Regions from separate parts of the Homo sapiens genome. Here region 1 is linked to region 2. A link is an interaction called in ENCODE POLR2A ChIA-PET data of the cell type or tissue named here. Cell type or tissue: PC-9. All regions are shown on one strand. Links, peaks and the distances in the headings refer to the core of each region. The heading gives the core; the rest is flanking DNA.

Region 1 (2,901 bases), core at 128-2,627, 190 kb before region 2:
GGCTCCTGAAATTTTAAAAGGCAAAACTTTTGGCTGCTTAAAAAAACCTAATAGTTGGCTGGGAGAGGTGGCTCACACCTGTAATCCCAGCACTTTGGGAGGCTGAGGCGGCCAGATCACGAGGTCAAGAGATCAAGACCATCCTGGACAACATGGTGAAATCTCGTCTCTACTAAAAATACAAAAATTAGCGGGGCTTGGCGTTCCACGCCTGTAGTCCCAACTACTCGGGAGGCTGAGGCAGGAGAATTGCTTGAACCTGGAAGGCGGAGGTTGCAGTGAGCCGAGATCACGCCACTGCACTCCAGCCTGGTGACAGAGCAAGACTCGGTCTCAAAAAAAAAAAAAAAGCAAACAGAAAAACACAAACCTGATAGTCTATAAAAAATTTGCCTGTGTATAAATTAACATAAAAAACTTTAAAGGTAAAATGGAAGTTCCTTTTCATATACTGTTCTGCAACTTAGTTTCTTTACTTACACCATGAACATCTTTCCCTACCACTGTAAAAACTATCTTGAGCTTCTTGACAGCTATTTAATATTCCTTATCTTTGAGAAGCCATTGGTAGAACATCTGGACTTTTACTAATGTCTCATTTGTATAAATAGTGCAAGGATGTATAAGAATGTACATATTTGTTGGCAAACTTGGGTGCTTTTATGGAGTGGACTTTCAGCTGGCATTTACGAGTCAGAGTTCTTACAGAGCTGCCTGTTCTTCCACTCCAGGTGCCTTCAGGACAACAACTGGGACTACACCAGATCTGCCCAGGCCTTCACTCATCTCAAGGTAAGGTCTGGAAATACAGTGGCAAAAAGACTAGGATCTCTGGGCCTCCAGGAGGTCAGGTTAGCTGAGTGGGGTTGCTGAGTGGCGAGGGTAGGCCTACCTCTACTGACCTTCATTTTTCTCCAGGCCAAGGGCGAGATCCCAGAAGTGGCATTCATGAAGTGATCGTAGTCATGCCTCAGAAGCAGTCCCCCCTGTAAATAGTCCTTGGATATTACCGTCTGGTTGTCGTCTGTCATCTCCTCCTGTCTGGCCCGAGGCCGCCCCGTGACTGTGACCGAGGGAGGGAGGGCTGCCTGATCCCTCTCCTCGCCTGCCTTCTGGAAGACTTCAGAAGATTGAGCCTCACTGGTGCCAGGAAGCCAAAGCTTACTTTGTAGAACTGACACTAAACTACCCGAAGGACTTAGGTGCTTTGTGTACTTAACCCCAGGACCTCCTTACTTTTTAATATAAAGAGTGATGTTGTATTTCGTGTTCTGCACTTTTTAATATAAAGAGTGATGTTGTATTTCGTGTTCTGCGTGCTGGATTGGTTGTCTCCTCCCAGCCCTGAGCGAGGGGGGCGGGCCCTCTAGCGGGGGCGCCCAGGGAGGGCGGAAGGCGGCTCTGCGGCAGGAAGCCCCACCCCGGAAGTCGGCTGGCCATGGCGGCGCCTTGGAGGCGATGGCCCACGGGGCTGCTAGCCGTGCTGCGGCCCCTGCTCACCTGCCGGCCCCTGCAAGGCACGACGCTGCAACGGGATGTGCTGCTCTTTGAGCATGATCGGGGCCGCTTCTTCACCATCCTCGGGCTGTTCTGCGCGGGCCAGGGCGTCTTCTGGGCTTCCATGGCTGTGGCAGCCGTGTCCCGGCCCCCGGTTCCGGTGCAGCCTCTGGATGCGGAGGTCCCAAATCGTGGCCCCTTCGACCTGCGCTCCGCGCTCTGGCGCTACGGTCTGGCCGTCGGCTGCGGCGCCATCGGTAAGACGTGGGCTGGCTTCCCACTGTGACAACGTGGGGTGGCGGGACACGACCTTCCCTATACAGGCAGGGAGAGTCAGGGACTCCCTATCCGAGAGTGGCGGGCGGGCTTTACCCCACAGAAATGTGAAACACTGGCCGGGCGCGGCGGCTCAAATGCTGGGAGGCCGGAGGCGGGCGGATCACTAGGTCAGGACATCCAGACCATCCTGGCTAACACCGTCAAACCCTGTGTCTACTAAAAATACAAAAAATTAGCTGGGCGTGGTAGCAAGCGCCTGTAGTCCCAGCTACTCGGGAGGCTGAGGCAGGAGAATCAATTGAACCTGGGAGGCGGAGGTTGCAGTGAGCCGAGATGACGCCACTGCACTCCAGCCTAAGCGACCGAGCGAGACTCCCCTCTCAAAAAAAAAAATTGGGAAACAGTGATGTCTCCGAGCGCCGTGCCCTGTCATAGCCTAGGCTGAGGGCTGCCCTTCACTCTGCGACCTTGAGCAAGGTCCTTAAAGCTCTCCATCTTCCCATTAAAATGGAAACGGACATCTATTAAGGTTGTTGGGAGGAATAACAAGATTACTGGGTATAACAGGAGCTCAGTACTGCACTCCAGCCTGGCCGGCAGAGTGAGACTCAGTCTCAAAAAAAAAAGCGCTCAGTAAATACTACTTTCATCCCACAAATTTCTTATTCAGAGGGCACTGGAAAGGTCGGTACTTAGATGCCCAGTGAAAACCCCTCACCCCAATCTCTGCCCTGCCTGCAGGAGCCCTCGTACTCGGTGCTGGTCTTCTCTTCTCTCTCCGGTCTGTGCGCTCAGTGGTGCTTCGAGCTGGAGGGCAGCAGGTGACCCTCACCACTCATGCCCCCTTTGGCTTGGGGGCCCATTTCACAGTTCCTTTGAAGCAGGTATCTTGCATGGCCCACCGGGGTGAAGTCCCTGCCATGCTACCTCTGAAAGTCAAAGGCCGACGCTTCTATTTCCTCTTGGACAAAACTGGACACTTCCCTAACACAAAACTCTTTGACAATACTGTGGGTGCCTACCGGAGCTTGTGAAGAAATGACCTCAAGTCACTCACCTCTCCAAGAGGAGGATAAAAACTGAACCTTGGGGAGCCAGGTGTGTTGGTTCACACCTGTTGTAATC
Region 2 (2,901 bases), core at 269-2,768:
GGGACTGCAGGGGAACCCCTGCTTCTTGCCTGTTCCTTAAGGCTCTCTTTTGAGTAAAGGATCTAATTTTAGAACTAGGTGCGGTGGGGATGGGGGACATCCTTATTTTCTCTTAGTCTGTCCACTTTCACATCTCAGCGCCCTTTCTACCTGAATCCTTATCTCCTTTTGATCCACTCAGGCCAACTTTCTCTCCTACCCTGGTGCTCTGCGTCTCCCATCTCCTCTGATCTTCGTGGTTCTCCCCCCTCCCTTCCCTTACAGATTACGTCTATTTTGAGAACTCTTCCAGCAATCCTTACCTGGTTAGACGGATTGAGGAGCTCAACAAGGTGAGTGGAGCAGAATCCCTCTCCCTCCCTCCCGCAGTGGTCTCTTCTGAGGTTTCTAACTTCTGGTGGAAGAGAGGATCCTATACTAAGTACCCATTCATATTCGTTCATTCATTCATTGGATGTATTCAGGAAAGGCTATTGAGAGGTTAGCAGGAACTTTACTATTCTGTCTCTTGGGGGCAAAGGAAAGGGATTTGGAAGTCTATCCTTGAATGTAAGTCTTTACTCATATTTTCTTGGGCTTTTTAATTTAGGTCCCTCTGAAACTTACTGTTATTTGTCTCTTTGTGCATTTCTGTTCCCAGATGATCAATTTCCACTGCTACGTTGTTTTGTTTTTGTTTTTTTCCTCCCCTTAGACTGCAAATGGAAATGTGGAGGCAAAGGTTGTCTGTCTTTTCCGGCGCAGGGACATTTCTAGTAGCCTCAACAGCCTGGCTGATAGTAATGCCAGTGAGTATCTTCCTCCCTTTCTTTTTCTCCTACCCATGATCTGAGGCCTGGGCATGTCCCTGCAGGTATTTCCCCTGGTAGCATGCCCAAGGCAGAGGTGTGAGTTTGGGGGTGGGAAATGCCTGGCCTGAGGAGGGAGGCCTGTTTTTACATGTTGGGGTTGGAAGCAGGGTGGAGAGATTGTGATAAGGAAAGCGATAATATGGTTTGTATATGAGAGTAAGAGAGAGATGATAACATTTAGAGTATGAGGACGAGCTTTAGAGAAACAATGGTTTTCTAAAGGGGGGCAGTTTGGGGTACATTGAGACAGTAGGTGATGACTGAAGGTCAACGTGAAGAGGAAGACATTGTACTGAGAAGCCTGCGTAACAGAGAAGCAGGCTTATTTTGTAATCACAAGGTGATGAGAGTACCTGGAAGTTAGAAGATGGCTGGAAGTTTTCTTGCGCTTTTTAATTTCTCACCTCGCCCATTTCCCCGCCCGCCCCCCTCCATTTTACATCTTTCCCTTTTCATTTTGCCCTATCTTCATTCTCTTTAAGGTCTCATCTTCTTTTTTTAAAAAACATATTTTCCTTAGCTTCTTTTTCCTTTCCTGCTTTGGTTTTCTTTTTCCTTCCTTTTGTTCCACCTTTCTAAATTATTTTCCTTTTTCAGACTGCTCTGGGTGAGAAGGGGTTAAAGAGGAGCCCAGCTTACCAAGTTCCTTGGCCCTTTAGGGTTTCCAGCCCCATCTGGCAGGGGCTGACCTTGGCCTTGTCCAATCAGAAGGGGTGTTGGGGGTGTGGTCCCCCTTGCCTCAGCACAGGGTTTCCGGAGCACACAAGCGAGGGGTGGAGCCTACTGCACAACCCCCCCCTTCTCCCTGAGGTTGGGAACAATACACCAATGAGCCTGGGGCTGAGGTTCTTCTGCTCCCTCCCACTTTGGTTGGCGCCTAGCCAGGTTAACCCCTTCCGCTAGGTTTCAGGGCAAGCTGCAGCTCCTTGGGGAGGAAGGTGTTGGCACTGGCTTGAGAGGTGTTGTCCTTGGAAACCCCAGGAACTATTATTAGCCAAGTAGAAAATGAGGGATAGTTAGGGCTGCATGTGATGTTTTAGAGCAAAGAGTCTCCTGAAATTGAAAAGAACTGGTAAACACAGTCTTGTGTGATATTTTTTCATCTTGAGTTCCTGGACCTCAGGCTGGTTTAGCAAGCAAGAGACAAGTGTGATGTTCTTGCTGGCCCGTTGTGGACTTTGGTGTCTGAGTACTGGCAGCTGGGTAGCGATGTATTTCTAGAGCATTCTTCGTACTCTCAGCAGTTCTTCTCTAAAAGCATTACTGATAGAGTTGGGAGCATCTATGATGGGGCATAGAGCTAAGAAGGAAAGCTGGTGGGATAAGGGTATAGAAGGCAGACGCCTGGGAAATGTGAGAAAAAAACAGCCAAGATAGGAAATATTTTCCCTGAGTTAGAGTTTCCAGGGTGGTGTTTTGCTGGATCCATTTCTGACTTGGTTTCTTCCTCTTTAATCTCCCAGGGGAGTTTGAAGAGGAATCAAAGCAGCCAGGGGTGTCTGAGCAGCAGCGCCATCAACTGAAGCACCGGGAACTTTTTCTTTCTCGGCAATTTGAATCATTACCAGCCACCCACATACGGTACAGGACAACTGGGGCCAGCATAGCCTGCGTGCACTTACGTAGAAGATGGAGAGAAGGAGGTGGTATTGAGAGATGCTGTGGGGAGGGAGAGTGGGGCTCACCGGGGTTTTCCAATCTCTCTCCTATAGGGGGAAATGCAGTGTGACCCTCTTGAATGAGACAGATATCTTGAGCCAGTACCTGGAAAAGGAGGTGAGAAAGAGATGTTGAGAGAAGAGCGAGGGGAATGGGTATTGCCCGCAAAAGAGAGGGGGAAAGGAGCACAATGATGAGGTACAGGGTTGCCAGACTGCCGGTCATGGAAACTCAGATACACCTCCCTCCCCGCCGCCTATGTGGATTGCTGCCTTGCTTACCTTGTCTCTCCCCAATTCCAGGACTGCTTTTTTTACTCACTGGTGTTTGACCCCGTGCAGAAGACACTTCTCGCTGATCAGGGCGAGATTAGAGTTGGTTGCAAATACCA

The links. Peaks named below come from ENCODE experiments on the same cell type or tissue, not always from the same donor. Only the 100,000 strongest peaks of a DNase experiment are listed, where the experiment ranks them.
Region 1: POLR2A ChIA-PET joins it to region 2 with 15 read pairs; 21 of 35 experiments call an interaction of 5 or more read pairs at or near these places.

The regions. Positions count from the first base shown.
Region 1 is chr11:62,790,532-62,793,432 of GRCh38, reverse strand. TMEM223 (transmembrane protein 223) reads left to right here and starts at 1,427. Exons shown (of 2, transcript NM_001080501.3): 1 at 1,427-1,754; 2 at 2,518-2,901. The coding sequence starts at 1,439. The coding sequence ends at 2,810. It overlaps NXF1 (nuclear RNA export factor 1), which reads left to right. Exons shown (of 21, transcript NM_006362.5): 20 at 732-792; 21 at 919-1,303. The coding sequence ends at 957. MIR6514 (microRNA 6514) reads left to right here and starts at 662; the gene lies at 662-731. RefSeq lists a silencer at 1,298-1,447 and an enhancer at 1,518-2,027. In PC-9, for the core only: CTCF peaks have their summits at 1,143 and 1,343; a DNase peak (open chromatin) is centred at 1,402; H3K4me3 peaks cover 2,182 bases; H3K27ac peaks cover 1,747 bases.
Region 2 is chr11:62,598,053-62,600,953 of GRCh38, reverse strand. It overlaps MTA2 (metastasis associated 1 family member 2), which reads left to right. Exons shown (of 18, transcript NM_004739.4): 2 at 265-332; 3 at 695-788; 4 at 2,315-2,432; 5 at 2,564-2,627; 6 at 2,813-2,901. Among named protein-coding and RNA genes, the nearest start is that of MTA2, 2.4 kb to the left of the region's middle. RefSeq lists enhancers at 24-73, 1-218, 1,812-1,951. In PC-9, for the core only: no CTCF peak of the experiment used is centred there; a DNase peak (open chromatin) is centred at 1,653; H3K4me3 peaks cover 1,665 bases; H3K27ac peaks cover 181 bases.